Regions from separate parts of the Mus musculus genome. Here all the other regions are linked to region 3. Evidence: chromatin loops called from intact Hi-C (ENCODE). Cell type or tissue: left cerebral cortex. All regions are shown on one strand. Each heading gives the region's core, and the rest is flanking DNA. Links, peaks and the distances in the headings are about the cores only. Region 1 overlaps Fam189a1 (family with sequence similarity 189, member A1). Region 2 holds the start of Fam189a1 (family with sequence similarity 189, member A1). Region 3 holds the start of Nsmce3 (NSE3 homolog, SMC5-SMC6 complex component). Region 4 overlaps Fam189a1 (family with sequence similarity 189, member A1).

What was found. A loop is a pair of places that touch in the nucleus more often than their neighbours do. Peaks named below come from ENCODE experiments on the same cell type or tissue, not always from the same donor. Only the 100,000 strongest peaks of a DNase experiment are listed, where the experiment ranks them.
Region 1: it touches region 3 in a loop (2.0-fold over the local background); 2 of 42 quality-filtered maps call a loop at or near these places.
Region 2: it touches region 3 in a loop (2.1-fold over the local background); 2 of 42 quality-filtered maps call a loop at or near these places.
Region 4: it touches region 3 in a loop (4-fold over the local background); 2 of 42 quality-filtered maps call a loop at or near these places.

Annotation. Positions count from the first base shown.
Region 1 is chr7:65,070,176-65,077,514 of GRCm38, reverse strand. All of the region lies in intron 1 of Fam189a1 (family with sequence similarity 189, member A1), which reads left to right. Among named protein-coding and RNA genes, the nearest start is that of Gm32963, 27 kb to the right of the region's middle. In left cerebral cortex, for the core only: a CTCF peak has its summit at 3,725 (motif pointing right); a DNase peak (open chromatin) is centred at 3,764; H3K27ac peaks cover 420 bases.
Region 2 is chr7:65,151,404-65,158,742 of GRCm38, reverse strand. Fam189a1 (family with sequence similarity 189, member A1) reads left to right here and starts at 2,215. Exons shown (of 10, transcript NM_183087.4): 1 at 2,215-2,638. The coding sequence starts at 2,420. In left cerebral cortex, for the core only: CTCF peaks have their summits at 2,988 and 4,030; DNase peaks (open chromatin) are centred at 2,647, 2,970, 3,985, 4,720 and 1 more place; H3K4me3 peaks cover 2,557 bases; H3K27ac peaks cover 1,874 bases.
Region 3 is chr7:64,868,867-64,876,205 of GRCm38, reverse strand. The region is part of intron 2 of Fam189a1 (family with sequence similarity 189, member A1); the gene reads left to right. It overlaps Nsmce3 (NSE3 homolog, SMC5-SMC6 complex component), which reads left to right and starts at 3,166. Exons shown (of 1, transcript NM_023239.5): 1 at 3,166-4,524. The coding sequence starts at 3,288. The coding sequence ends at 4,127. In left cerebral cortex, for the core only: a CTCF peak has its summit at 3,207; DNase peaks (open chromatin) are centred at 1,033 and 3,147; H3K4me3 peaks cover 3,189 bases; H3K27ac peaks cover 2,184 bases.
Region 4 is chr7:64,776,425-64,783,763 of GRCm38, reverse strand. It overlaps Fam189a1 (family with sequence similarity 189, member A1), which reads left to right. Exons shown (of 10, transcript NM_183087.4): 6 at 6,891-7,051. Among named protein-coding and RNA genes, the nearest start is that of Nsmce3, 93 kb to the left of the region's middle. In left cerebral cortex, for the core only: no CTCF peak of the experiment used is centred there; DNase peaks (open chromatin) are centred at 2,325, 3,016, 3,351, 4,056 and 1 more place; H3K27ac peaks cover 3,450 bases.

The sequences.
Region 1 (7,339 bases), core at 1,203-6,202, 200 kb before region 3:
TTTTGAGGGAGCTTCTCTTTTCTTAGGTTGATTTTTATTATTTTAAATGATGTGGGTGTGTGGGTGTGTGCCCATGAAAGCAGGTGCCTGGGGAGGCAGGAAGAGGATGTTAGATGCAGTGATGGTGGAGATACAGGCAGCTGTGTGCCAACCGACGTGGGTGCTGGGAACCAAACCTGAGTCCTCTGCAGGAGCAGCATGTGCTCTGAATTGCTGGGCCAGCTCTCTCAACCCCTGGGGATCCTCTTCCTCCACCAGATACATGCTGCCATTTCTCCATCAGATGCATGCTGCCATGCTTGTTTTTTTTTTCTCCTCTTCTGCCTCTGCCTCCTCCTCCTCTTCCTATTCTCCCTCCCCCTCTTCCTCCTCCTCCTCTTAATGTAAGAACTGGAATCTGGACTCTGGACTTTATTTTGTGCAAGTACTGTATTTAACTGAGCCACAAATGTTCCTCTCTGGTGGGGGTGAGCTGAGAAGGGTGAGCCAAGTATTTGTGTGTGTGCTTGTGCATGTGAGTGTATATGTGTGTGTGTGTGTGTGTGTGTGTGTGTGCATACGTGTATGCGTGTGCCTGTGTGTGTATATATATGCCTGTGTGTGTATGTGCCTGTGCATGTACGTGTATATGTGTGTGTGTGTATGTGCCTATGCATGTGCATGTATATGTGTGTGTGTGCCTGTGCATGTGTGTGTATATGAGCATTTGTGTGTGTGTGTGTGTGTGTGTGCTTCTGTGTGTGTTTCTCTGTGTATGTGTATGTGTGTATGCCTGTGTATGTGTAGGAACTCTGTACATTTTGTTTCTTTAATTAAATACATTTTAAAAACTATACTCTTCAGCAGTGTGTGGGGTAGAAGGCAGTATCTGCTTATTCATCAGATCTGAGAGTGCTCTTATCAGGGAAGGTGTTGTCTAGGGCTCCATTCCATGATTTATAAAGGAAGATGAAGGGACCACTCTCTTATTTATGGCCGTATCCTTGCTTCAACCCCCAGAGTGTACTTAAGCAGGCTATGTGAAGCATATAATTTAATATTTTCCATCTTTATGCCTTATAAATGTTTCCTTCAGAATTTTCATTAGATTACATAAGTAGGTATTACGGAGTTCCTGAGTTTATTCACACTGAGCGCAGATGTGGAGGGAACATTCTGCTTCTTTGGTTTTTCATTTTTATATTGCTGATCTGCTCTGGAGGGGGGATGTGAGGGAGGATGCTTTAATTCTGTTAATTCAAGCTAGTTTCTTGGGCTCTTTCTCTGTCAGTGTGTAGCCCATATATTTGAGTTCTCTGCATCTACGGGGTGTGTGTGTGGCAGGGGAGGGATTAGAAGTTCAAGGCTTCGGGTCCCATCTAGAAGATCTGATCCCCTTGGCTTTTGTATCCATACTTGAGTTTGGAAAATTCCTTTCCATCCCATCAAGTCTCTTGGCCTCTCTGGCTCCCTCCATACCTTGCGGGCCTCCCTCCCCAGTGGCATCAGGTGGTGGGGGCGTTGGGGCTCTCCGACCTAGTCAGAGCTGAGGAATGGGACTGTGACAGCCTCTTGGGTCTGCACCAGACGCACTTGGCTCCTTGGCCATTGTGCTTGGCTGTGGCTGAGGACCCCACTCACTCACATAGCTCCTTGGCTTCTCCAGGGTCTTTCTGTGTTTGATGCTTTCCCAGCAGACCCTCGGGGACCCCCTTTTCTGCTCTCTCTAGGGGTTCCTTGACTCTCGGATTTCTCACCTGCCACCTTCACACTGTGGTTGTGGCCTTTCTGAGTTCTGCCCAGTGTCTGGAAAGTCAGAGAGATTTGGTATTCCATGCTTTATCTCACAAATGGCACCCCGTGGCACCCCGTGGCACCCCATGGCATGAGTGAGGCTCTGCTTCCTGCACATACCCCTCCCCTTGCTGGTGAATGGGCTGACAACTCTAGACGATTTCCATGTCTCTAGGAGCTCCGAGCTCAGGGCTTTCAAGGAAAGGAGGATTCTCTGGTTCACAGTTTATGGGCTTCTAGCTCCTTGCAGATCAATCCTGTTGCTTTGGGGCTGTCGTGATTCATGACAGGGTGTGCCTGGCAGAGCTATTTGTTCACCTCATGGCCAGGAAGAGAAGAAAGAGAAGAGGATGGGGTGCCAGTATCTACTAAAGGTGCCATTGCATCCCAGTAAGCTCCAAGCTAGGGACTCAGACTTTAACATGCAAGGACATTTAAGATCTATAGTATAGGAACTCCTATAGTGTGTCCCAGGTGTGTCTATATGTGTGTGCATGTGTGTGTGCATGAGTGTGCATGAGCATGTGCATGTGTATTGGCATGTGTGTGTGTGTGTGTGTGTGTGTGTGTGTGTGTGTGTGTAGCCATACGCCCGTGCATGTGGAGGTCTATGGTATAGAGTATGTTCCTCCACATTCTATTTTGGGGCAGGCTCTCTTGCTAATCTTCCTAGCCAGCTCGCTCTGGTGAAGCCATATTTTTACCTCCCAAATACCAGGATTGCAGGCAGGAAGCCACACCCACCAAACGTTTAAGTGGGTGCTGGAGATCTGAACTCCAGTCCCCAAGCCTGTGCAGCAAGCGCTGTCACCTCTGAGCCATCCTCTGGCTTCCTAGTTCTCTCCTGGTACATGTTTGTGTTTTCTCTTCATATTGTCATGAACATTTTTTTCTGTACACGTTTGAATACTTATCTGGTTATTTTCTTTGGATGAACCTGAAAGTGAAATCTTGGCCTCTGAAGAGGTACGATACTTTTAGCTTTAGATATATTCAGACGTGCTATCGGAATTATGCTAATAACTAGAACCACTATGAATAATACAACCATAATATGAAACTTTAAAATCACCAGAGAAAACAAAGTGCAGACGATCTGAATAACAAAGTTTACTGTTTAGTTCTGTTTTAATCTAAAGTCACACCAGTGTAATCCGAAGCTGTTTAATAAAAAAGCGGAAAATCTAAACGTAGGGTTAGTATGTCTTGATGCAGAAACTCCTGCAGTGTCCATGAGACCAGGTTTCTCCCCCGCCCCCACCCCCTTCTTGTCTGCCCTCACTGCTCCAACCCAGCTGCAACACTCTCGGGGCCCCTCCCCTCTCATCTCAGGGCCCCTCCCCTCTCGTCTCAGGCCCCGCCCCCTCATCTCAGGGCCCCTCCTCTCCCATGCCAGCTCAGCAGGAAGAGTGGCCTCTGCTTGGCAGAATTCGTAGCATGTGTTCAGTGCCTCATATTGACTAGACCCCTGCAGCGAGGACTGTAGAACATCCTGGTTCTCAATGGGGATACAATTCCAGAGAAATCTAAGCCATGTTGGGGTGTGGAGATGAGGGAGAAGCTGCATGCTTAGCTGGTTGGGTCTTGAGATGTCAGAGGTGATTGAGATGGGCCATACCTTTCAAACCCCTAGTAGATATCAAAGACTGGCTATGCTAAAAATATGTACAATGAGTAAATGATCTTTAAGGCTATTTACTTGTTGAAATCATACGATTTCTATGTTGGAGGAGGAAGAATAGAAATTAATTTTTAGCATAATTTATTTGTGATTATTAGGAAGTTAGAACTCCAGCCAATGCGTGTACTATATTTCTCTTGAATGGTGTAGCCTAGAGAGATGCCATCATGGTGTTCAAAAGTCGAACAGTTAGTTGTCTGTGTGGTCCTCATCCACTTCTTCCCTTCCTGCACCTTGGGGATGCGCAGGGATGCTGCAGGTGTACTTGCCTACTCCACCAGGGGGCGCTGCAATCAATTTCTCCAGTGTGGACCCTGGTGTGCAGATTCTCCTAAGCCCTGATGGTGTCCGTGGCCTGCAGAAGAGCTCTTTTGGAGAGGCAGCATATGCCGTGGACTAGGGGACTGTGGACTGGTGGATGCAAGGTGATAAGAATCCATAAGCTAGCAAGACCTGGTAGGAACATTCCCAGAAAAAAAAATCTCCTCAGAGCTCACTGCCTTCATCTCCAGCTCCACAGGCTAACAACAAAAGCCTAAATCTTGGGATCTTTGTCTCCTAGCAACAGATCCTCTCCCTAGCCCTTAGCCGTTTTTTTATTTTATTTTATTTTTTTAACTTTGTGTTGAAGTCTAACAGATATGTAGAGAGCTGAACAAATATTTGAGAACACAGCTTAATATGTTTTTACAAGGAGAACCAGCCCCCACCGATCAGAAGGCAGGATGTTACCTGTTTTCCAGGAGCTTTTTCATGACTCCCCAGTCATAGCCTCCCCCCCACCCCCCAGGAATCCCAGTTCTTGTTTTTAGCAGCATGTATTCATTGTGGCTGGTTTTGAATCTGTCACCAGGGAATCATACAAATGGTATTCTGTAGTGTCTGATTTCTTCCACTCAATGGGGTCTTCTGAAAACCTACTTTGTTGTATAGCTGCGGTTGGTTTGTGCTCAATGCTGGGTGGACGAGGCAGGGTCATTTGTTAGATCCACTGTTGATGGACATCTGGGTAGGTTGCAGGACGTTCTCTCTGGCTCGACACGGTCAGATGCATTCTCGTTCACAACCTCTGGTGAGCATACACATCTGTGTGGGTGGCTGCGCTACCTCTTCTGCCTGACATACATGGGAGATGTGCAGTTTTACCCAAGGAACGAGCTCTCCTGGAAACTGTGGACAGAGAGCAGTCTGCCTACAGTAAAGGGATTTAAACCGCCTGCAGTAAAGAGACATGCAAGGTGTTTTGGCTGAAACTGAGAGTCTTAGTGAGATATCAATGGCCCTTGTGGAGCTTGCAGAACTTCTGTCCCTTCTCATAACTGCTGGCATCACCCATTGCTTCTAACTTAGGGCTCTGGCACCTTTTTCTCCTTCCCCAGTTGTCACTCACTGGAGAATTTTAGTTCTCCTTTTCTGTCCATCTTTGTAGCTCTGACATAGGCAGGATAGAGGAACTCCAGTGAATTGTACTGGTGGAGCGCAGACCTCAGATTGCTAAGGAGGAGCAAGGTACGCAAGAAACAGCAATCAAGACACGTGGACACAGTAAGAGATAACCCAGGGGGCTAGCTGCAGGACTGTGCATCAAACACACACTCACACAAGGAAGGCAGAAAGGTGAAGCTGATGTCCCTGCACTAACAGCATCAACTCCTCTATTGCATTAGGTTAGCGCAAATAAAATTTATCCCCGACCTTTAACAAAGCAACATGGGTAAAACAAAGGGGTTAAGGAAGGTTAAAAATAATGAGCAAAGATTTATAAGGATGAACGGACCGGCATTAATACCTAGAGAGGAGGCACTGAAACAAACACGTCAGGGTATTTTATGCTAACAAAGGTGCATTTTGCAATGAAGAGAAAATGGACTCACTACAAATATGGACAATAAAAACTACTAAAAACAGTAGTAAGAAACCTACAAGACCACAGCTGTCTGAAAGTTGTGCACTTTTTGAAAACCCCAAACAAAGTGAATAATTGCATGAATGATGTTCAATGATGTAAGGTTCAAAGGATAATCTAGTAGTTACATACTAATAGTCAATTCTGGCAACACAGACATACCATGCGATTCAAGTATTGATGAGTCATTTAAACACCCATGGCAATCTAGGACTCAAGGAAAACATCAGCTTATTTAAAAATGTTGAAATTGTTTGTCTATGATCACCATTTTATAAAACTTCAGTCAGTAGGGGGTGAGTTGGACAATGAGTTGTTTGGTTAGTTAGCCCAACAATCAAGTAGACACCTGGTCAAAGTAACTCTTAAACCATAGGTGAAACCCATGTTAGGCTCTTCAAGAAATGACATCACCACCCTATGGCAAACATGCATACATGTATGCATATGTATACAAAGATACTTATGTATCCATAAAGGTGTATCTACAGGTTTAGTCCTTTTATGGCTAATCAAGAAAAAAAACAATTTGGGGGCTGTTGACGTGGCTCAGTCAGGCTGTGTAAGCCTGCTGACCTGAGTTCGGTCTCTGGTCCCATAGTGGAAGAAGAGAATCAAAAGCTGTCCTCTGACCTTCATACACATGCCATGACATTTACATGCCTGTACTCATATACATATATCTCACACACACACACACACACACACACACACACACACACAAACACAAAACACATAAACATACAAGCATTCAATGTCTTAGGGTTTTACTGCTGTGAAGAGGCACCATGACCAAGACAACTCTTATAAATGACAATATTTCATTGGGGCTGCCTTACAGGTTCAGAGATTCAGTCCATTATCATCATGGTGGGAAGCATGGCACTGTGCAGGCAGACAAGGTGCTGGAGGAGCAAAGAGTTCTACATCTTGATCTGCAGGCAGTAAAGAGGAACTGTGTAGTACACTGGGCATTCTTGAACATAGAGGATGTCAAAGCCGGCTCTCACAGTGACACATTTCCTTTAATAAGGCCACACCTCCTAAGAGTGCCACCCCCTAAAGGTCAAGCATTCAAGTCTGTGGGGTTCAAACCATGAGTCTATGAGAGCCGTACCTTTTCAAACCACCATAATCAACCAAAGGAAACAATTAAAAAAATAAGATGAACACCTATCACTGTAAACAAACTAGAAAAAAAATAATATTCCAATTGAGGGAATATATGAGGATGGCACTGAGGGAAGTGGAGATGAGACAGGGAACAGAAAATAAGAGCAGAAAAGACAAATGTGATTAAGATCCTGCCTTAATAAATCTCCCTCCCCACAAAGCAGACGCAGAAAGAAAACGCACCACGCTGAAAGGATGGGCGATGGAGGGAGAAGTGGTTACACACACGGAACATCTAGCCACTCCAGTGTTTTCAAAAATGATAATGAATTGAGGGGTTTTCTCTAAAAAGATACCATCACATCTAAGGAGGGCTTGGGAAAGGTGCTATCAGGGAGATACTTATAATGTAAAATAGAGCTGGCTCCAGCCAGTCATTAAAGCATATTAACGTATTTCACTAAAATTAGGTGCCAGTAGGATGCTCTGAGGAGAGCTTGCCCGAGATAGGAACCATATTCAAGCCTTAACAAAATGTCTAACAAATCAGTAACAGAAAATGAATGAGTAGAAAAGTCAGTTAGGAAACGTGCAAATGAGTAGTTTTAAAAAGGAGAAACACATCATTAGAGAATAAATAAGACATGGGATTTGAATCTTAGTAAAACTTAATTGCCTATAAAGCAGTGAGGCTTATAAAGATGGCTGGGCTGTCCAGCACCTTCCGGACTTTGGAACTCGATGAATGCAAGCTTGTGTTGTGTCCCCTTGGTCACCTTCAGCTTGTGGTTTGGTCATGTCCCCTTCATTTCCCAACCCTCAGTTTTCTCATGTACGAGGTGGGTGTCAACATTCCCAACTGAGCC
Region 2 (7,339 bases), core at 1,189-6,188, 280 kb before region 3:
GTTGGTACCCTGAGACCACAGGTGCTTTAGACCATAGCTAAGCTATGGGAAATGTGTCCCCAGACACATCTTTGAACAGTGAACCCTTTAGCACAGGCTTTCTTCTTTAAATGAATTTGAATCTTCACAAAGTAGAGTTTTAGATGTATGGGGTCTTCCCTTACCACCTTAAGGACATCTCTCCAAGTATCCTAATTCAGTGCAGGAGGATTCTCTTCAGTCATTGTCTCTTTCATAATTACAGTAGCTTTCTTACAACTGGTCTGAATGCTTTACTGTCTTAAACCTTCGTCTTCCAAACAAACTAGTTCCATATTTTTCAGCTCAACATTATTCAAGGTCTTGAGACATGGCAGATTGCAGCCAGTTTCTTTGACAGAATGTATCATGGAACCTAGTTCCAAATAGAATTCTTGTTCGCCTCTGGAACCACTCCCACCCTTCCCTGTCACCCTCTCTTGCCATGCTGATAGCAATATCTTCTGGATTACAGTGTGGTCAGAAAGCTCCTTTCCAATCGCCGGGGCGGCAGGTGTAGCAGTATTTTCTATCCCACTGAACCCAGATGCAACTGACTTTGGAGCAATTATCTGTGTGCTGACAAAGTCCCCCGGAGACCAAAAAGCGCCCCCCCCCCCGGGGGGCCTGCCTGCTTTTACTTGTCTCAGACCTTCTCCCTGCCAAACAGTGGACTTTTAAACATAATTTTGACTAGTATACAATGTGGATAAGCTAAGTAATTTGCTCATTTGTAATGCCGATTATCTCTCTTTTGATGTCTTAGAGGCAAGGCTTCTGTCTGGTTTTTGTTTGCTGAGGTACTTACCTCTAAGAGCCTTAAATGGGTGGCTTCTGCTTAGACCCCCTAGTCTGAGCCGGTTTTCAGAAGAATGCCTGAATGGGCGAGGGAGGTGAGGGCAGTCGAGTATCACGCTTTGATATTGTTTCAAGCACTGACAAAAATGCTTCCTGAGAACTTCTAGATAGAAAATACCTCCAGGAAATTGGAATTTGTACTAGGGCGCTCTAAACACCTGGCCAGAGGCTTATTTCATTTTATAAAGAACTGGGAGAGACGACAGCAGTTGGCCACGGGCCAATATTTGGAGGTCATCCACTTTATCCTGGGATTCCCACCCTCTCTCTCTTCATCCCTTGGCCATCCAGTTAAATTGGAAAATAAATCCCATCCCTGGTAAGGTGTTGGCTGATAAAGGCTGAGCTATTGCCCCTTCAAGGGGAATTTGCATTTTAATAGGGGCTCGTCAAGCCCCAAAGGAATCAATATCTCTAACGCTGAAATTTCAAGCACCAGCAATTGAGATATTTTCGGGAGGACACTGTTCGGTATTTCCAATCCAATGGGGCGGGGGTTGAGGGGGAGGAGGCAGACAGGGATGGAGGACTCCATAAGTCCTGCCAAGAGGTCATGGAAGAATGACCTTTGAATTTCATCTTTTGCAACTTTCCTTTTCGGCCAGTCCTTCATACTTCCGACCCTGCAGACTCCATTCAACACTGATAGGCTTAAAGTTGTCCCATCAACAGGACCACAAAAGGCATTGGGACAACCGAATTTCCAGGTTTCCTTGCAATTTCAAGGAAGCCAATCATTAAATCTGGGGGCAAGAGGGAGTATAGGCTGTTTAATACAACCTCCATTTACATTTGCTCTTGTATACTGTTTTAAAGGCTAAACTTGGGACTTGTTTTATAAAACGCCCCGCAAAGGAGAAGTGGATAGAAGGCAGCTGCTTGCCCCAGGGGTGTCCTAGGTGGCTTCTAGGGTGATTCTGCACGAAGGCGGCTAGGCTTATTAACTGGAGGTCGCCACGCCTGGGGCTCAGCGCAGGAAATCGACATCCAAGCCCTTTCAGAGCCTCAGGTCCCACAACCCCGCTCCCACGCCTTGGCCAAAGGGTCCTCTCGGAGTCCTCTGTCCTTGCCGGTGTCCAGGCTCCGTCCGTCCTCTCCCCAGTATCCGACTCGGCCCAGGAGGAGGCACCAACGCGGAGGACACACCCGCGACCTCTCCTGCTCCCTGCCTTGTCCCCCCCTTCGGCTTCGGTTCCCTCCCGGGCCCCGGCGCACAGCGGCTAGGCTCGCTCCCGAAGCCCGCGGCGGCTCGCGCCCGGCACGGCGGCTCGCGCCCGCGCTCGGCCAGGGGAGCGCGCGGACGGGCGGGCGAGCGGGAGAGGGCGCAGCGCGGCCGGCGGGCCCTGCGCAGCGGCGGTGGCATGGGCGCGGGCACCGGTGCGGGCTGCGGGCGCCCGGCTCTCCGCCCGGCCCGAGCCGCTCGCGTCGGCCGCGCGCCGCAGCCTCTGCTGCTGCCCGCGGGGAGGCGGTCCCCGCAGCCAGCGCAACTTGCCCCGGCGCCTCGGTGAGAGGAGCGCAGCGCGGAGAGAGCTTGCGGGACGAGATGCCTCCGGCCGGCGGCCCCCGCACACCGCGTCCGCACGCGCTGCCCCGCAGCCTGTCCCGCCTGCGCGAGTGCCCGGGCCGTTCCCGCATCGTGCTGGCTCTCGGGGCCACGCAGATGGCGCTCGGATGCCTCATCGTGGCCGTGAGCTTCGCGGCGCTGGCTCTCACCACCTCCGCCCGCGTGCGCCACTCCTGCCCTTTCTGGGCCGGCTTCTCGGTGAGTGTCTGCGGCGGCGGCGCGGGCTGGGACCCGGAGCTGCAGTGGCGGGGGACGCGGCCGGCGCCGAGTGGGGGAGCGGACGCCCGGGTCTGGCAGCTGCGGCTCGGCTAGCAGTTTCCAAGTCCGGGCCGGGGAACTCCGGGGACCGCCGCGCGTCGCGCTGCCGCTCCAAAGCGTTGCGCCCGGAGTTACTTTTCTGAGGGGAAAACAGCCAGGCGCCCTCCCTTCGCCACCTGGTGGGTAGCAGTCGGTGGCTGGTGCCTGCCTGGGACAACTGCCCGGATCCCCACTCGCCGCCGATGACCGACCCGGGCAGCGGGCGACTGTGACCAAGGCGGCACGGGGGCGCCCGAGCCCGGTGCAGTACCCGCTGTGCACGGCTCCCTTCGCTGCGGTTCTCGCCGGGGGCGCGCAGGGCTGTGGGTCAGTCTGGAGAGGACCGACTGGTCCCCGCTCTGGCACCTCCCGGACGCAGGGACATCTTGTTTCCCCTTAAGCCCAGGACGGTCTGGCTGGACCTGCTGGAGATCCGGAGTCAGGAGCGTGCTATTTAAAATCCAGATTGATTTTCGGGTTCTTGACCCTCAAATGTTTCCTCCAGCAAACATTTATTAAAGAAGCCATTGGTTCGAGATGATTTTCTTTTCTTTTCTTTTCTTTTCTTTTCTTTTCTTTCTTTCTTTCTTTCTTTCTTTCTTTCTTTCTTTTTTTTTTTTTTTTGGTATTTTGTATTGTTTTGGTGAAAGTTGCTTATATTCTGTATTAATAAAGCATGGACATATGGGAATAGGGATAAATGTGGCACGGGTATTTATAACGATGGGCACTTGTTTCGAGAACTCTTGACATCTGTAACTACATTTGGTCAGTGGTGCACAAATACATTACAGTGAACCTTCTGCGTTTAAATTCCGCTTACGAAGACCCAAAACAAGCCTTGGCAATCAATGCTCGTCGTTTGTTCTTAACTTTTGTAATTAAAAAAAAAAAAAAAAAGTCCAGTCCTGCATGGCTTTTATTTATTTATTTAGTTTGGAATGGCCTTTGTTCTGGCAAGTTCCTTGTCTGGTTTAAAATGAGATCTTAGCCAAACTACCCTGGAAACAAGGATCGATACAGGTGTGGCTGTTCATCCAAATGGGGGTATTAATTTTCAAAGCTTATTTCAGACAGGGGTGGGGACTCATCTGGGAGAGCAGAATAGGAAGGCAGAACGTGTGGTCACAGCTCCCAGTGTTCAGATCGATGAGAGGAGGTGGGAGGCAGCCTCCAGGGAGCCGTGGTCCAAACCCGCCCCTATATATAGTCTCCACACATCTGTTGCTCGGTTTTTAGCATTACTTAATATGCGTTGTTTTCATGTCTGTCTAGTGGGTACTGAGTTTCAGCCTGCTGGAACCAGCCTACAGGTGGCAGGCTGGTGAATTAGCAAGGATTCCTGGCTCTTTCCGGAGCCTCCCCCACCTCCTCTGAGCCTTAGCTGGATTCCCTAGGGTGTTCTAAGAGAACTGATTTTATACACACACACACACACACACACACACACACACACACACACACACACACAGAGAGAGAGAGAGAGAGAGAGAGAGAGAGAGAGAGAGAGAGAGAGAGAGAGATTTTATATATATATGGAAATATATCTTTTCTTCATATATATATATATATATATATACATACATACATACATATATATAGCCTCAAAAGTAAAACATTAATTAGAGACAGTAGAAAAACACATACAAAATACACATCCCCTACATTTTGTTTCAGGAGTTAAGTTACATATGAAAAACAGTAATTCGGCTTGTATGTCAAATGCTGTTGTCTTCAACATCTATAGGTGATTAATTCTAGTTTCCCACAGTTCTGAGTCCTGTCCTGGCGTTAGGCTGTGGGCTTCCATTTCTCTGGGCTCTGGAGAATAGCATGAACCCAGCATAAAATGCTTACACATTTTCCCTCCTTCCCTCTGTCCCTCCCTCTGTCTTCCCACAGGCTTCTTTTTAACCTTCAGAATTGAATCAGCTACAAGTGTTTTGAAATTTATTTTTTTCTATGCTGGGGATGGAATCTCTCCATACATACTAGGCATGTGCTAGACTGAGTTACATCTCCAGCCTTTAAATCCTTTCAATACAGCGTATAGCAATTTTCACACGTTGTCTCTGCCCCGCAGAAAGAATGCTTAGTTCCAGTTGGGACAGGTTCGCATGTTGATGTGATCGTGAGTGAGTAACACGGGCTCTTTGCCTTCCGTATACAGCCTGCCCTTAGCATCGGCGGCTTCTGTAGCCAAGGATCCAATCAACCAGACACCTAAAGTATCCAGAAAGCCCTGTATCTGTACAGACACATGCACAACATTTTCCTGGTCAGTTCATACCCAAATGATAGAATATAGCAACCATTTGCATGGTATTTATATTGCATTAGTTATTCTAGGCAGCCTAGAGATGATTTTCAGGCATACAAGAAACCGTGTGTGGGTTATATGCAAATTGTAAGACATAGAAGGGATTTGAACCTCCGCTGTTGGAGGTTCTTGAGATCAGTCTCCCAAGGTAATGGATATATTTGCTCTAACTACCTTGAAAGGTCTTTAAGATAGGTGACCAAGATGGTAGGTTTTTATGGAAACTCACACTAGGCTTAGTGCTGGACTCTGCTATATGAACCCTCTGAAAGGATACTGGGTACTTAATTGCTGCCTCAAACTTCTTGATCATTTGTGGTTTAGACCTGGTGAAGAATTGTTATATCAACAGTTCTTGTATTTAGGAAAAAGTAATATGAAGAAAAACAATTCTTTTCTTTATTGAGCACTTACTATGTACTGGACCTGATAGTCCCTTTTATATGGACGATAGCCCGCTCACTGGCAGCCTAGTGGACTGTACCTCCCGGTACTCGGCCTTGGCCAATTGATTCCCTCCCTGAGTTTCCATCAGGCATCTCACTTGTCTTAGCCAGGGGAATGCCACACCAGCCTCTTTCAGGGGCTGCTCCTCAAGCAGTCCTGGCAACTTGTGGTGAGTGATCTGAGAAGAATAAAGATGAAATCAGTAACTTCCCCAAGGTCACTGAGCCAGGATGTGGCTTTGAACTTAGCTGCTCTCACTTTAGAAACACCAGGTGCCTAACTGAAGATGATGCTTAACTGTCCATGTGGCAGAGGGTGGACGAGAGCCTGCTGGTGAAGAAATTGCCTTGGCAAGGCAGCCACACCCTCTGTTCCTTAGGAAAACCCTAACCATGCCTGAAAGGTGAAGGGTCAAGAAATTTGAAGACACATTACGCTGGGGACATTAAGAAAACTTAAAAAGTTCTGTGTGTGTGTGTGCCTGTCTCTCTGTGTGTATATGTGTATTTGTGTAAGATGTTTATATATGTGGGTATTCATGTATATGTATGTATGTATATGTATGTTTGTATGTGTGTGTATGAATGCCTGTGCATATATGTGTGTCTATGTGCATGTGTATATGTGTGTAAGATGTGTGCATGTGTGTACTGTATGTGCTTGTGTGTGTCTGTGTGACTATATGTGTAGGTGTATTTATACGTGTCTGTCTCTGTGTATATGTGTAAGAATGTGGGAATATAGGTGTATGTATGTATGTGTATATATATGTGTGTTTGTGTATGTATATCTATGTGTATGTACATGTTTGTGTCTGTCTATGTGTATATGTGTGAATGTGTGTATATATGTGTGTCTGTATATATATATGTGTATATATATATGTGTGTGTGTGTATATATATATATGTATATATATATATATATATATATATATATATACATGTGTCTGTGTATATATGTGTGTATACTTTTATATCCATCTGTATATGTGTATGTGTTTGTATGTGTGTGAATGTGTGTGTATGTGTCTCTGTGTATAGGTGTGTATATGTATATATGTGTGTCTGTGTATACTCACAGAATTGCCACGTGGAGGTTTCAGTCCCTGGCCTCAGGCAGACCTGTGGCAGGGCAGTACATTGTGGTAGGAGTGTATATGCTGCTTACTTTGAACCAGATAGCCAAAAGGAGAAAGGAAGAGGAAGAGGCTGAGCCCCACTGTTCCCTTGTAGGTCACTCAAGACTCCCCCTTAGGCTCCACCTCCTTCTAGAAATGCCATGTGGAACTAAGTCTTTACCACATGGGTCTTTAGGGGACATTCTAGCTCTAAACTGTAGGAGGGGAGCTTGGCAAAGCTGGAGGCTGGTGAGGTGAAGAAGCTGTGGCCAGAGGTCAGTGATGAGCAAAATCTACATGGCGCTTTGATTCTGAGGAGCACCTTGTAGAGTTCCCTGTCCTAGGCTATACTGTCTGGCATGTTAGGAGATGGGTCGCCTCCCTACGCATGAACCTCTGGCACATTTCTGCAGTGACTGACTATACAAGAGCACTGAGCTGGGTGGGGTCTTGACACGTTGCCTTTGAGTTGAGGCGACTAATCTTGCCAGTGCCAGGACACTGAAGTCACCTGCACAGCCGCTGCTGGCAAAGCAGCTCAGTCTTTGTGTTCCCTTTAAGAGCGATGCTGCTAGAATTCTAAAAATATTCCTAAAGCAGTATGTAACTGTTGCCATAACTAAAACCCAGGAAATGTACAAACATGGATTCTCTTCTCCATCAGTGCTCTGTCGATCGGTAGCTGACATCACCAGTGGTGTTTAATATCCCTCTAC
Region 3 (7,339 bases), core at 920-5,919:
CTTCTTCTTCTCCTTTTTTTCTTTTCCCTTTTTTTTTTTTTTTTTTTTTTTTTTGAGACAGGGTTTCTCTGTGTAGCCCTGGCTGTTCTGGAACTCACTCTGTAGACCAGGCTGGCCTCAAACTCAGAAATCCGCCTGCCTCTGCCTCCCAAGTGCTGGGATTAAAGGTGTGCACCACCACTTCCCCGCAGTCTTCTTTGAAACTTGGTTTTGTTATTTTAAAAAAGGGACTGTGTCTCCTTCCACTTGGACTAAAGGTGTATACATTTATTTAATTAATCTGTCTCCTGGGCTGTGGGCATAGCACAATAGTAGCACATTTGCCCAATGTATGAGAGGCCCCAGATTTGACCCCCAGGACTGCAAAAACCAAACTAAATTTTAAAACTGCCTCATGAATTTAATTCTGCAGCCCGACCAGGACCCTAAGAAAGTCAACCCCTAAACAGAAACTAACAGTACCTAAGCACCCTGCCAGCCCCTGTGCTAGGTCCTTAGCAAACAAATCCCAGCTAATTCTTTGAATTCGGAATTCCTTGGTTTCAGATTGTTGGTCTGGAAGCTGAAATTTGGAGTGTGGGTAGCTTTTCCAGAATTGTAGTCTAGATTCCCTGAGGCCAAAGTTATATTCTTCAGGGTCACCTTGTCTACGTTCTACCTATCTGTTTCTCCATGAATGAAAGTAATAGACCAACAGGCCCCACAGGGTTGGTGTGAGGCTGAAGAGGCAGTGTTTGCAGTTACCTTTGCAAAGGCATTGACTCTTGCCTTTGCCACCTTCCGTGTTAGGACTTCATAGTTTCCATTGTCGGTTGGAAGTAGGATGCAGGGTCTGGGTGACCTTCTCATTGCAACTTCTAACCTCCATTTTAATAACATCATTCTGTGCCTGTGTTTTCTCGTCTGCATCCTGGATGGCATGGAGAAAGGTGTTTTGAGATTTAAAACTGTATCCTTCTTCCTGTGTTTTGAGTCATGATCATCTGCTGTCTGTGTGGGGGGTGCTGCTAAAAGATGCTGTGGTTTCTAGTCTTGGGTGCTAGCCTAGCTTCTGGAGTCGCATGGTTCTCTGTGAAGAAATTAACACAGAAAATACTGAAACGCAGCCTGATGGCTGACAGCAGCTCTCATCTTATTTTCCTTTTCTCTCTTATCTCTTGGCTGCTGAAATTGTTTGGCTCAAGGCACAACTGATCCTTCTGGAGGGACCTTTTTGCAGATTTTTTAGATCGCAGGAGGCTTTGATGAACTTAAATACAGAATTCAGTATGCAGGGAAACTGAAGCAGATGAATGGAAGAGTGTCATGATGCTGTGTTTTATTTAGTTGGTCTCGGTCCATTTTGTGTTGCTGTAAAATAATGCACAGAGTGAGTAAACTGGAAATAGGAGAATTGTCCTCCACTCGTGACTCTGAAGGGTGGGAGGACTAGGGGCCAGGTACCACATCTGTGGAGCATCACTGTGTCGTGAGAGGTTTAGAGAGTACAATGGCAAAATTGATTTAATCTTAACTCATTACAGAGAACATGGCATTCATTCACTCATGAGGACAAAGCCCTCTTCAGTGGGGGGATTACATTTCCAACATGCAAGCTTTAAAGGACACATTCAAACTGTTGCAGCCTCTGCCATTGCGACCAACCTTTGATGATGTCTTCGTAGACCCTGTATGGAATAGAAAGTTACTGCTCAAAGCTCACTAGATTTCAGAACACTTGAATCACAACATGGGGTGGGATTTTATATTAGCATTGCAGGTCCCATTATCAGAGTGCATTTTCATATTGAATTATAAACAAAAATTTTATGCTGCTTACATTTAATGAAATTTTAATAAGGCCATGTTTTGGTGTTATTATTCAAATAATGTGATCTGAATTGCTTTCCTCTGAATATATTTGCATTAAGGAGGAAATCAATTTGAGTTCGTTCTCTGAATAGTTTACCTATTTTCTTGGTAGCTTTAAAAAAGAGAGAGGAAAACTCAGTTCCGTTGTCAGTAAATGGAGAAGAAACCCATTTGCTGAGATCCACAGCAGTAATAGCAACAGACTGCTGATGGTTTGAGTTAATGAAATGACTCATTTTGTCTATTAGAGTTGCACAATTTAAACCATCTACAAGCCACACACACCACAAATTATAAAGGATGATAGCTCTTCTCTTTCTTATTGAGATTTTAAAGCTTATATATTAAGAGAGAGAATTAAGAAATTCACATTATTGCTACTCCCAATCATTGGTAACCTAAATTAAATGGTAATCTCTGGAGAGAGCAAGTGCCTCTGGGGTTAGCATTCCTCTAACATGTTTCTGCTAAAATTGTGGATGTGGGTCCGCGGCAGTTTTCCCAAACATGTCTTCCAAAAGGTCAGTCCACATTACCAAACTAAGTCACGTTATTGGCAGTGCTTACGTGGTTTCTCATGGTCATCTAACTGAAATTCAATGAAGAGAATGTGAACCTGAAAATTGCAGAAGTCTTGCTTTTAAGAATAACTTCCCTTACAGACTCAAGGGATTGTACAGAAATTAACTGGCCAGGTGGGAATGAACTCTGCCAAGGACAGATACCGGGACAGGGTCCCCTAGTCTGTCATGTCCCGCATTTGGTGCACAAGTCAACACTTTTTTTTATTTGGGGGGGGGGGGGGGTTCGAAACAGGTTTTTTCTGTGTAGCCCTAGCTGCACCGGAACTCACTCTGTAGACCAGGCTGGCCTCGAACCCAGAGACCTGCCTGCCGCTGCCTCCCAAGTGCTGGGAGTAAAGGCGTGCGCCACCACTGCCCGGTAACTCTTTTTTTTTTTTTCTTGACTTTCCAGATCTTTTCCTCCTCTCCCTTTATTTTCCCACCCGCACACATTTATCCTTTGTGTTCCATAGACAAACTTTGTAGCTTAAAAACTAACCAAAAACTATTAGACGTGTCTAAACAGGTGTGCCCTAGAACTCAACCGCACACTTGCCGAGAAGTTTTGGTTCTTGTTTTCTATTTATATGAGCTCATAAACACCATTCAATTCTCATTAAAACTGGGGATAAAGCCCAGGAGGAGCTGCTGCCAGCGCCGAGGCCCTCCGCATGCGCAGTAGCTATGAAGAGTCCCCGCCCCCGCAGGCTGGCTCCCAGTCGTATCGCTCCGCCTCCCGGACGCAGCGCGCCGGCGACGTGACGTCACGCGCGCGCCGCAGCTTCTCTCCCAGCCTCTGGGGCGCGCTCGCTCGGCGGAGTCTTCTGGCGGTTGCTGCTCCCGATCGCGGCCTGCTCTCCGCCGACCGGGGACATGTTGCAGAAGCCGAGGGGCCGCGGTCGGCCCAGCACGCAGGCTGACCCGGAGCGGGACTGGGGAGGCGCTGGCGAGGAAGGACCCAGCACGTCCCGCGCCGCGGGCGGCTCCTCCCAGGGCTCCCGCGCTTCCCTGTCGGCCCCGACCGTGGGGCCGCGCACTCAGAAGCAGCTGGAGCTGAAGGTGGCCGAGCTGGTGCAGTTCCTGCTGATCAAGGACCAGAAGAAGATCCCGATCAAGCGGACGGACATCCTGAAGCACGTGGTGGGCGACTACCGGGACGTGTACCCCAACCTTCTGAAGCTGGCCGCCGAGCGCCTGCAATACGTGTTCGGGTACAAGCTGGTGGAGCTGGAGCCCAAGAGCCACAGCTACATCCTCATCAACATGCTGGAGCCGGTGGAGGCGGATGCGGAGATGAGGGGCGATCAGGGTACCCCCATCTCGGGCCTGCTTATGATAGTCCTGGGGCTTATCTTCATGAAAGGCAACACCATCACCGAGACTGAGGTCTGGGACTTCCTGCGACGGCTCGGAGTGTACCCCACTAAGAAACACTTAATTTTTGGCGACCCAAAGAAACTCATTACCGAAGACTTTGTGCGGCAGCGCTACTTGGAGTACCGGAGGATACCCCACACCGATCCTGTGGACTATGAATTACAGTGGGGCCCGCGAACCAACCTGGAAACCAGCAAGATGAAAGTTCTTAAGTTTGTGGCCAAAGTCCATAACCAGGACCCCAAAGACTGGCCCACACAATACTGCGAGGCTTTGGCAGATGAGGAGAGTAGGGCTAGACCTGCAACTGCTAGTGCCCCAGCCACATCCTCTTGAACTCTTTGAGTTATGGTCTGAGGGACTCTGGAGATCCAGTATAAAAGAACAGGGGGAATGGGGGTCGGAGGAAGCTTGATTCTGCTACGCATAAAGGCCTTGGAGCGTTAGGATGTGTTGCAGGGTTTTTTGTTTGATTTTTTTATTATTATTATTATGGTTTGGAGCTTTAAATTTTCATTTAATTGTCTTTTTGTTTATAAAGAGTTTTCTAACTTTCTAAACCTAAATGAAATTGTATGATGCCAAACATATTCAAGAAGGAACACTTTGGTAAATTGCTTTGATGTTCTAGACGATAAAGAAACAGGGTAGCTATTATCTTAATGACTAGTTCCTGGGGAAAAATAAAAGTCTTTTTAAAATTGAAAATAAAATTGTTTTAGCTTCTTGTCAACACAGCTTTAAATATACATATTCTGTTGGGTGTGAGCACTTGTGGTCCCACGAAATCTATGTGATGTGTTTTCTAGCATTTTTATATTCATAATCATAATTCTGTTGTCCTATGGGTTCTACTTAAGATTCTTTTCTAGTATAACAAATACTATACTTTTGAGTCAGTTCACCATTATTATTATTATTGTTTCCCTGTTAGAAATTGCGGCTAAAAAGGAAATGTCATGATTCCAGACTTTTTTTTTTTTTCCATGATAAGCTAAGTCAATGGTGTTGCAGAAGTGTGTGAATGTGTATTAGAGCAAGTTGTAAAAATCGTTAGGTCTCCGGTTTATAAAACAGTGTCGTGTCGTATCGATTAACCAGGCCTGATTGGGAACCACACTGCCCAAGTGCAGATCCTGTTCCACCAGAAGAATTTAGCTTGTGTATCTGTAGAATCAAGTGTGCCCTTAAGGTGAATAAATAGGAAACGAGATAAAGCTGAGCAAAGCCCTGGTGTGGAAGAATAGTTCTTTAGAAGAACTCAGGGTGATGTCTGGTGCGGACAGACCAGTGTGAACAAGGCTACCACAAGATGAGGGGCACTTTATGTTGCTATAGGTGAGTCAGGAAACAAGTTCACAGATTCCTTGGAGTTCTTCATAGTATCTGGCCAAACACTGGGCACAGGCAGTAAGTACTGTTGTTCTGAGAAGAGTTGCAAGTTCGTCATCAGAAGAACAAACAGGGTGGCAGTGAGGACAGGTGACTTTAATCAGCCCTGAACTAGAGGCCAACTAGAGGAGTCTGTGGTAGCTACGAGGTCTGAAGGGACGAGAGGGGCTACTGACTGTTGGCTTGTGTTGCAGTAGTGTCCTAGGATGCTTTCTCCAGCTGTGACATACCATGACCACAGGCAGCTTGGAAGGTAAGGGTTTTATTTCAGTTGTAGTCCATCACTGAGGAATCCTGGAGGCTGGAAATAAAGTAGAGGCTATGAAGGAACACTGCTAACTGGCTTGCCCAGCCTGCTTAAACAGCTCAGGACCACTTGCCCCAGGGATAGCATTATCTACAGTGAACTGGGCCCTCCCACATCAAAAATCGATCAAGAAAGTGTTCCACCTGGTGGAAGCATGTTCTCAATTGAGGGTCTTTCTTTCCAGATGACCCCAGTTTATGTCAAGTTGACTAAACAGCACGAGGAGATCTGGAAATTTTTAGGCAAGGACTAGTTTATCCTTGAGTCCCCCTTCTTGGTTACTTTTTAGGTTAGTGTATGAGTTACCTTCTGCCCATGGGCTCCTGACCTGAGTCAGCTTTCGGTTGTGCTGTGCTGCTTAAGTTGTCCTCTGTGCCCATTGTCTCAGAACTGTCAGGTACAGTAATGGTATCCCGGTTTTCCGAGGGCTTCACAGTTTACTGTCAAGCTATTTTGTTGGAGATGCTGTGCTACATTAGAGGCTAGATAAACTCTTATCTTTCTTGACAGGTTCCAGAACTGCATATCATGCCATTATATAACTTTACATGTATGTGCACGTTCACGGAGAATATGTTTTTCTTTTGTGGGCGTTCATGGCTTACATAAGTTGCCTTGTGTCCTTTATCACAGCACAGCGTTTTTTTTAACCAGCTATTTTTGACGTTACTGTATCTTTGAAGTTACATGTATACATTGAAGTTAATGTATGCATAATCTGATTAATTCGCTTTGACTTCCTTTCATGAAGGGAGAGTACAACTTCCTAATGTCTTCCCATCAGGGAGGTGTGTGCCTCAGGAGTTCAAGCCAGAAGCCAACAGTTATCAGTGACACTTGCCAAATGGCTCCTGAACCCATCCATTTGCTCCCTCACCAGCACCTAGACAGTTCTTACTGTTTTTGCCAGTCGCCCCACGCTCTGCAACCCATGTGAACACTCAGCTTTTACAGCCCTGTGGTGGATGTGGGTGCATCGTTAATACTTCACTGTGCCATCTGCTCTCCTGAGGTGACATTAAGCATCAGCCTGCCTTTTACTCTCCATTTTGACCATTAGATTTTAAACAGCAGATGTTTTTGTTTGTTGGTTTGTGAGAACTCTTTGTATCTTCTGTGCATCAGTCCAATTGCAAATACCATCTGCGGTTTTTGGTTTTGTCATATTTTACTTTAATGTGTCTTAATTATCAGTATTGTAGCCCTGTATTTTGTAATACCTCTTTAAAATTCTAATCTTAATTATGAAGGTATTTATTTTTGAGAATTTCCTACTAAGTACTCTATTCACCTTGATCCCACCCTCCCCACTTCAACTCTTCCTATGCCCCTCCCCCCTTCAAAATCCTAACTGCTGAGAACATTAGACTGACCAGTTGGGATAGACAATCAAGTAGGGACTCATCCCTGAAGAAGACTAATTCTCCCTCTCAGCCATCGTTTAATAGCCAGTGGTTCTTCATCTAGGGGCAAGGCCTTAAGAGATTCCCCCATCCGCACTGGTGTATCAACTGGTATTGTCACTTTTTAGATCTTGTTTAGGTAGTCATACTGTTAAGATTATGTAGGTTCAGCTTCTCTGTCATCTGTAAAGGACACAATCTCACAGCAGACATCCCGGTTCTCTGGTTCTTATAACCTTCCTGCCCCGTCTTCTATGCCACTTCCGAGCCTTGGGTGTGGTGGTTGTGTTGAGCACCCAGTGGTTAGCTGTTCTCTGCTCTCTGAGCCGGTGAAGACTTTGGTGATAGTCTCCATCCACTGCAGGAAGGAGCTGCTTTGATGCGGGGGAGGGCTGCGCTTGTCTGTGGCTTTAAGGATAAGTGTTGAAAGAGGAGTTAGGAATTAC
Region 4 (7,339 bases), core at 1,299-6,298, 93 kb after region 3:
CTTATAAACCTGTAGTCACATCTCCACCTACTGGTCTTTTAGTTCTTTAGTGTTAAAGGCCATTAAGTATTTGAGCCTTTCTTTCCTGCCAGAACTGCTGAGATGATGGATCATATAGTATATGTGTCTTAGTTAGGGTTTCTATTGCTGTGATGAGACACTATGACCAAGGCAACTCTTATACAGGACAACATTTAATTGGGGCTGGCTTACCGTTCTAAGAGGTTCAGTCCATTATCACAATAGCAGAAGCATGGCAGCATCCAGGCAGGCATGGTGCTGGAGGATCTGAGAGTTCTACATCTTGTTCCGAAGGCAAACAGGATAAGAATGACTTCCACGTGGCTAGAAAGGAGGGATCTCAAAGCCCACCCCTACAGTGATACACTTCCTCCAACAAGGCTACACCTACTTCAACAAGGCCACACCTCCTAATGGTGCCACTCCTTGGGCCAAGCATAATTAAACTATCACAATATGGAAATGAGTTTTTTAAGAATAGGGTGGTCACATGGTGGGCCACAGTCGGTCCAGGCTGGCTGTGGTGGCTGCATCCTGGAAGAAGTGGGCTGGCCCAAGGGGGTTGTGAATGCACCCTGTTCGATGGAACCATGATATTTAGGGGGATGCCTTGAAATCTTTTCAGGCTTCATAGTGCATTTCATTCAGCTATTTAATTAAAGGAATACTATATGGTTATTGGAAGAAGCTAAATTATATAGCAGTACATAAAAAAAGAAAAAAGTTAGTGACCTTCCTTACCTGCCCATGGAAGAGACAGATGCTAAAGCTTTGCAGCGAGCCCTTCTATTCATCCGTTATATCTGAGTGCCGATAAAGATGCTTATAAATAACCATCTTCCCTCCAGTCCCCCTTCCCCCAGCCTCGTGGTTGTGAGGTGTTACCCGTGGTAGTTTAGATTTGTACTTTTCCCGTGATTAATGATGTTGATCCTCTTTCTGTGTGTTTAATGGCTACTTATAGATCTTCTGCAGAGAAATGGGCTTTATTGTGCCCATTTTTTTAACATTTAGTCATCTCTTATTGCTGAGTCGTAGAGTTCCTCGTTCACTCTGGATTCACGTCTCTCTTCAGATGTGCGCAAATATTTTCCCCTCTCTCCCATTGGTTATCTTTATACTTGGTCACATCTCAAACCACAGCATTTTAGTTTGAATAAGGCCCAGTGTGTCTTTTGTGTCCGTTCCTGCTTTTATTTTGGTGTCCTGTCTCCCTGTCACCTAATCTTAGAAAATGAAATTATTTCCTTCTGAAAGTTCTGTAGTCTTCAGTTGATGTTTAGGGATATCTTGAGTTGAGTGTCACATACGCTGTGTGGCAGAGGGCCAGTTTTGTGTGGTTCCTAGCACCTTTTCTTGAAATGCAAGTAGTAATAGTTGACTAGTGTCACTGGGTGGTAGTGAGTTGACCACAGATGTATGGTTTTACTGGGGGCCCTCGGTTCTAGTTCATCAGTCTTCCGTCTACCTTTATGGCTATCCCATGGAGCCTTGGTTACCATGTTACAAGAGCTTTTAAGAGAGTCCTCCAGCTTCATCTCTCCTCAAGATGGTTGTGAAAATTCTGTCCCCCTGTATCCTCTATGAATTTCAGAATCGGTATGACAATTCCTGAAAAATAATCACACTGAGGTTGTATTAAATCTGTGTGGCAGTTCTGCCACGAGCCGCTCACCACAATCTCAGTGTCATCGTCCCTTGTTTTGACATCTCAGTTCTGGCTGCATTTCCATCAGTGAGCTCGGCTGTGTCTCGTGGGTACTTGCCAATCATCCATCCTTCTGTTGTTTTTACTTCTCAAATTGAGAAGTATTATTTAAGTATGCATGCCTCTGTGTGTCTAAGTGTGTCAATGTGTGTATGTGTGTATGTTTGTCTGTGTATATGTGTCTGTGCGTGGGTGTGTCTATGTATGTAGGGAGGGTGTGTGTCTGTGTGTCTGTGTATGTTTGTGCCTCTATGCATGTCTGTATGTGTGTATATGTCTGTCTGTATGTACATATGAATCTGTGTATCTGTGTGATACTGGAGATTGGACCCCAGGTCATGGACATGTTTGACAAGTGCCATACCAAAGCCACAGCTCCTCTAAGAAGTACTAATTCATGACAAGAACAGTATGGGGCAGCCGACCCTGTAAACATTTTGCAGGCTCCTGGTGCCCACTTCTGATAACCAAAGGCTGCTTTTTCTCTCTAAAGGCTGCTTTCAGAGAGACCTGTAGGGTACTTCGGATACACGCACCCAGCTCCTGCTGCCGAGTGTAAACGCCTTCCATAACTACTGTCTCCACGGAGGTGCTGGGCTGAGTCCCAAATGTGTGGCACAGACTGACACATTTTATTTGCTCTGTGGCCTTCCTAGCTGATTTTCAGAGCCACTGGGCTCCTGGAGTTTGCTCTGTAGTTTGTATAGGCAGCTCAAGGTCTTTACCACACCCCGGAGCTCAGCGGCACCGTTAGGACTTTAGAATTCTAAGTACCCACATCTTCCTTATAATTTAAATGCGTGTTGGGGATAATTAGCTGCAGTTAGAACTAACATCATGAATGCCTGAGACAGCAAGCGTTACTCCTGTTGTCAGAACCACTGAAGCCCAGACACTCTAACGTGCAGAAATATTAGCTGCCTGATGATACAATTCCGTTTTTTGACATAGCTCAGTAGAGATGGCGTTTGTTTTTTTTACCTCCTAAGTGTCTCCAGTGTCGTTTCTGGTTTTGTTTGTAAAAGTAATTTCGTCCCCCTCCCCCCACCCCCGTTTCCCTCAGAGCCACCTTCGCCTCAGAGGCATCCTCAGCTGTTACATAGCTTAGTTTGTCACAGTCATCTCATAGGATTGCTCTGTGTTCTCACCTCTGCTCACAGGGTTCATTAAGTAGAACCCCCTAGGAAAGGGCAGGTGGGTGTTCGCTTTGCATAGGCCTAATAAGTGTGAGCATGGAACTAGAAGGTGCGTGGGACTCTCAAGGTCATACCCCACCCGCAGGAGTTTGCTATCCAGAGAGAGCCAGAGTGCCAAAGGAAAGCTGGGGACAGCCTCTGTTCCTGGGGGTGGGGGGAGCTGGAAGGCAGTGCTGAACAGGCGCCAGGCAAATCCCACCAGGAGACATCCAGACTTTTGCCGACCAACCCCGCTCTTCACCTTGTTCCCTGCAGCAGATCAGACATGGAGACACCAGACAGAGCTAGAGACTATGACAGAGGCTTCCGTTTGAGCCTTTTGATGCTGCTGAGTGAATCTGTGACAGAGGATGGCATTTCATATTACAATCCTGGTAGCTCCAAGCAAAGGGAGCCTGAGACTGATAGGTCAGTAAAGTGCCCAAAGTCATGTGGTGCTCAGCGGTTGGCCAGTGTCTGTAGACCAGGCATTTGACTCATAGTTTGAGGTCCATTAACCTCTTCATGGTCTCCTCCAGTCTATAGAAGCTAGGCTGTGTGGGCCGAGCCTAAATTTAGGAGCTTTGTGTTGTAGGCCTTTGGAAGCTGCCCAGGGCCAAGTAACTGAAGTTCTCGGTGCCCCTTGCTTTCAGGGACCTATGTTCCCGGAAGAAGTCCCCTCCCTCCTAACAGACAGGACCTAGGGTCTCAGGAGCACACTGTTATTATATGAGTGACAAACCCAGGGTGTATCTGTGAACACCTCAGCCATCTTCCCACCCACAAGTGTACTGGTGTCTGTGTGGTTTAGATAGCCCAGGGAAGACAGAACCAGCCAGGACAGACAGAAGAGATGTCTTACAGCCCATTTCTTACCCTCCTGAGGAGATGCAGAATCACGCTTTATACCTGCCCATGTTGTTGTAGACATGAGGCCCCAGAGCAGGGAGCCTGAGTATGGAGGATGTGGGCTGGCAGACAAACCTTCCAGTCGCTGATGTTCTGCCTGGGCCTGAAGGAGGCCTGGCAAGTGAGAAGGAGCTAAGTTGCTAGAAAGAGGAAACAAAGAACGTGTGGTATGAAGGATGGCTGAACAGACCTTGTTCAAAGCAGGGGGTGTTTGGCACCGGCTGGAGGGAGGCTGGAAACTGGGTAGGATTCAGTGCGAAGAACCTTGATGATCAAAGATTTTTTTTTTGTTCCCAACAGCATGAGCTCATCTGGGCTGCTTTAAAAATAGCTCCTGCACAAGATGGAGGCTGCATCCCAGAAGCAGAGACTAGGCAGCTTGCTAGCTTTCTGAGCTGCCCTGTTGGCTGCTTCTTGGGGGCAGAAGAGCAAGAACACTACCATAGCAGAGAGGTATCCATCCATCCACTCAGCCAATGCTGGCTGAGTGTGTGCTGTGCTCCAATTAGGAAAGAATAGGGCAGTAAAACGAAGGCAGCCTGACAGTCTATGTAGTCATTATTTTCTGTTGCTGGGATTAAAACACCATGACAAAGGCAACTTATAAAGGAAAGCATCTTGAGGGGCTTACAGTTCCAGAGGGTCACAGTGCATGGCAGTAGGATGAAGATACAGTGATAAGGTGGCAGGATCAGTGGAGATGAGAGCTCACATCTCGAAGCACAAACAGGATAGGAGGCAGACAGATAAGTGGAAATAGGAAGGGAGTCTTTAAGAACCTCAAAGTCTGCCCCCATTGACACTCTTAACCCAGCAAGGGCACACCTCCTAACCCTTCCCGAACAGTTCTACCAACTGTGTTCAAACTCCTGTGTGAAAACATGAGGGCCATTCTCATGCAGACCGCCACCGAAACACAACAGGAAGTAACCACCTGGTATGTTTCTGACAGTTGGTTATCCAGGTTTGTGAAGGTGAAGGATCACAGAAAGGTGCTGAGTTTACGTGGGACCAACTACCCACTTAGAGCTGGGAGACAATAGGGATGGGAAGAGCTAAGACTGTTTTAATTCTCTAGCAGCCACTATGGGTAGGGCCTAAATGAAGCCATTGGCCAGGGAGCCTGGGAGATGTGGTCATGGAGACTTTCAGCACCAGCATCTCAGAGCAGAAGACAAAGCTCTCCGGCTTCACCTTGAGCTGCAAGGCAGACCCTGTCTTCACTGGACACACACTATCGGTGTGAGACTGGACACACACTATCCTGTGAGACTGGTGGGCTTCCTCTTAGAAAAGGCAAAAAGCCTAGGAAAAGGCTTCACTTGGCGCTGGGGCTCTGGGAGCTTCTGTAGAGATGGGGCCAGCACAGCCCAAGAGAGGCAAAGTCACTCGGAATGGGTGCCCTGGTCTTTTTAACCTTTGTCAGGCCTCTGTGTGTCGGGTGGTTTTTGCATCTCATTAGTTTTGCTTGAGTATACTTTTAGTGACTCTTCTAACGTCTGGTAGAGACTAATTAAAATATTTCCTTACTAGACCTCAAGAACACTTGTGCTCTCCTTACTTCGGAGCCATTGTGAAGCCATTGTGGAGCAGGCAGGAGATTTAACAGCTTCACAGCCAGAGGATAACAGCACACATCCAGCCCACTCACGGCCATCAACCCCCTCCCCCTTTAATTTCCAACAATTAAAGAAGCAGCAATGAGCCAGACTAACTGAAAGGGCAGGGAATGTGCTATGTGTTGGGAAGGCTGGTAGGGGCCGTTTTCAATCGGATGCGTCCCTCATTCAGATATAGCCATCAGCCCATAGCACACCGATTTCACTGCATTAGATCATATTCTGAACCCTGGACTCACCCCTGCTAGAACAGAAATTCTCCAACTCTCTGCCCCTGTGTCTGCACCAGCCCACCCTATCCCTGCCACCCACATGGTTCTTCCTTCCACACAGCCCTAGCATCGTCACTGCCTCCTATATATCCCTAGAATTATAATTGAATAGAGCCTTATTGTTTTGCCTTTTTGAAACACATCGTTCACTGGTCACCCGTTTTTGAGCCTGGATGCTCTCCTGTAGCCCCAGCCTTTGCTACCCCCTAGTCTCTGATGGTCCATTTAGATATCATCTGCTTCGTGAGTGCAGACCCCCTGTTCCCACACTGATTGGAGGAGTGTATTTGCTACCAAACCTGAGCTTAACTGTGTACAAGTGACTCTTTGTTTCTTTCCACTTACTTCACTGACATGCTATGTATGGGAAGGCCCAGAGCCCACGCAGTGTGGCTTATTTCACACCTATAGATGAAACGGTGTCTCAGGGTATTTCTGTGGAACATGCAATCTCTGGCAGGAATGACCCACGGGTGGAAAGAGAAACAAGTATTAGTACTTCTATTACAGCGATCCAGGCAGACAGCACTCATTTCATTAAAGTATGTTTCCCTTGATACTTTTAAGTGGCATCCCGTGTACCTGATTGCCCCACAGAACTTTCTGGAGCTCATGGCTAACACTCTTCACCTTTAGAGCAATGTCCTACAAAGTGTGTGGATCCCTAGACACTAGTGTTCCAAGGGGCCAGAGTGAGCTACAGGGAAGTGTGTCAGACATGCCAGGCTCGAGATACAGGCCTGAAGTACTTTGCAGGGCTTGGAAGGACTTGTGTATGGGGCATGTGTCAAGTGATCAGCACATGATAGGAACTTGCAGAGTGAGCATGCTCAAAGTCTAGCCTTTCCTCATGAAGTGCTTTTCTTCTGAAGCCTGCATGGCAAGCGTCCTTTAGCTGCACTGTTTAAGCATTAGAGTCACGGGAGTGAGGTTTCCCAGTGAGAACTGTATTAAAGAAGTTTTTAACCTCACCAAGAAAAAAAAAAAATCAAAGGTATTCTGCCTAGCAATGTGGGAAGCAGACCAGAGGGCAACTTCCAAGGTGGCCCTCTCAGAGCTGCTCTCTGTCAAGTGTGTGTTTAGTGGTCATGGCTTGGCAGCTTGAACAGTGAGGTGTGGGCACTTAGCGCCATTGGCCACCAGCCATACGAGATCTGGGATAATGCTGCTTCTCTGTGCTTTCCAGTTCTTCCCACATAGGTCTCACTCCGCCAACGCTGCCTGTGTGACTCCCCACGGCACCATTCTCCACCAGACTCTGGACTTTGATGAGTTTATCGCCCCCCTCCCGCCTCCGCCCTACTACCCTCCAGAGTACACCTGTACACCCACAGCGGAGGCCCACAGGTCAGTCTTCCGTCCGGTGTCCTGAGTCCCATGATGTTTGAGAAGGAGGAAGACAGGAAACATCTTTGGGAGGAGGGGTGGAAGGGACTAGAGTAAGAGCCAGTACAGATACTTGTGCCTCCTACGGACAGGGAATGAAGAAAGGAGCTGTGACCTAGAATACAGCAAAAAGGATATTTCTTTCCTTCTTCTTTTTTATTTTGTTGTTATTGTTCATTGGGATATTGGTGGTGAGATGATGGCTTTACTTTGTTGTTATTAGAGACAGAACCTCACTATACAGCCCCC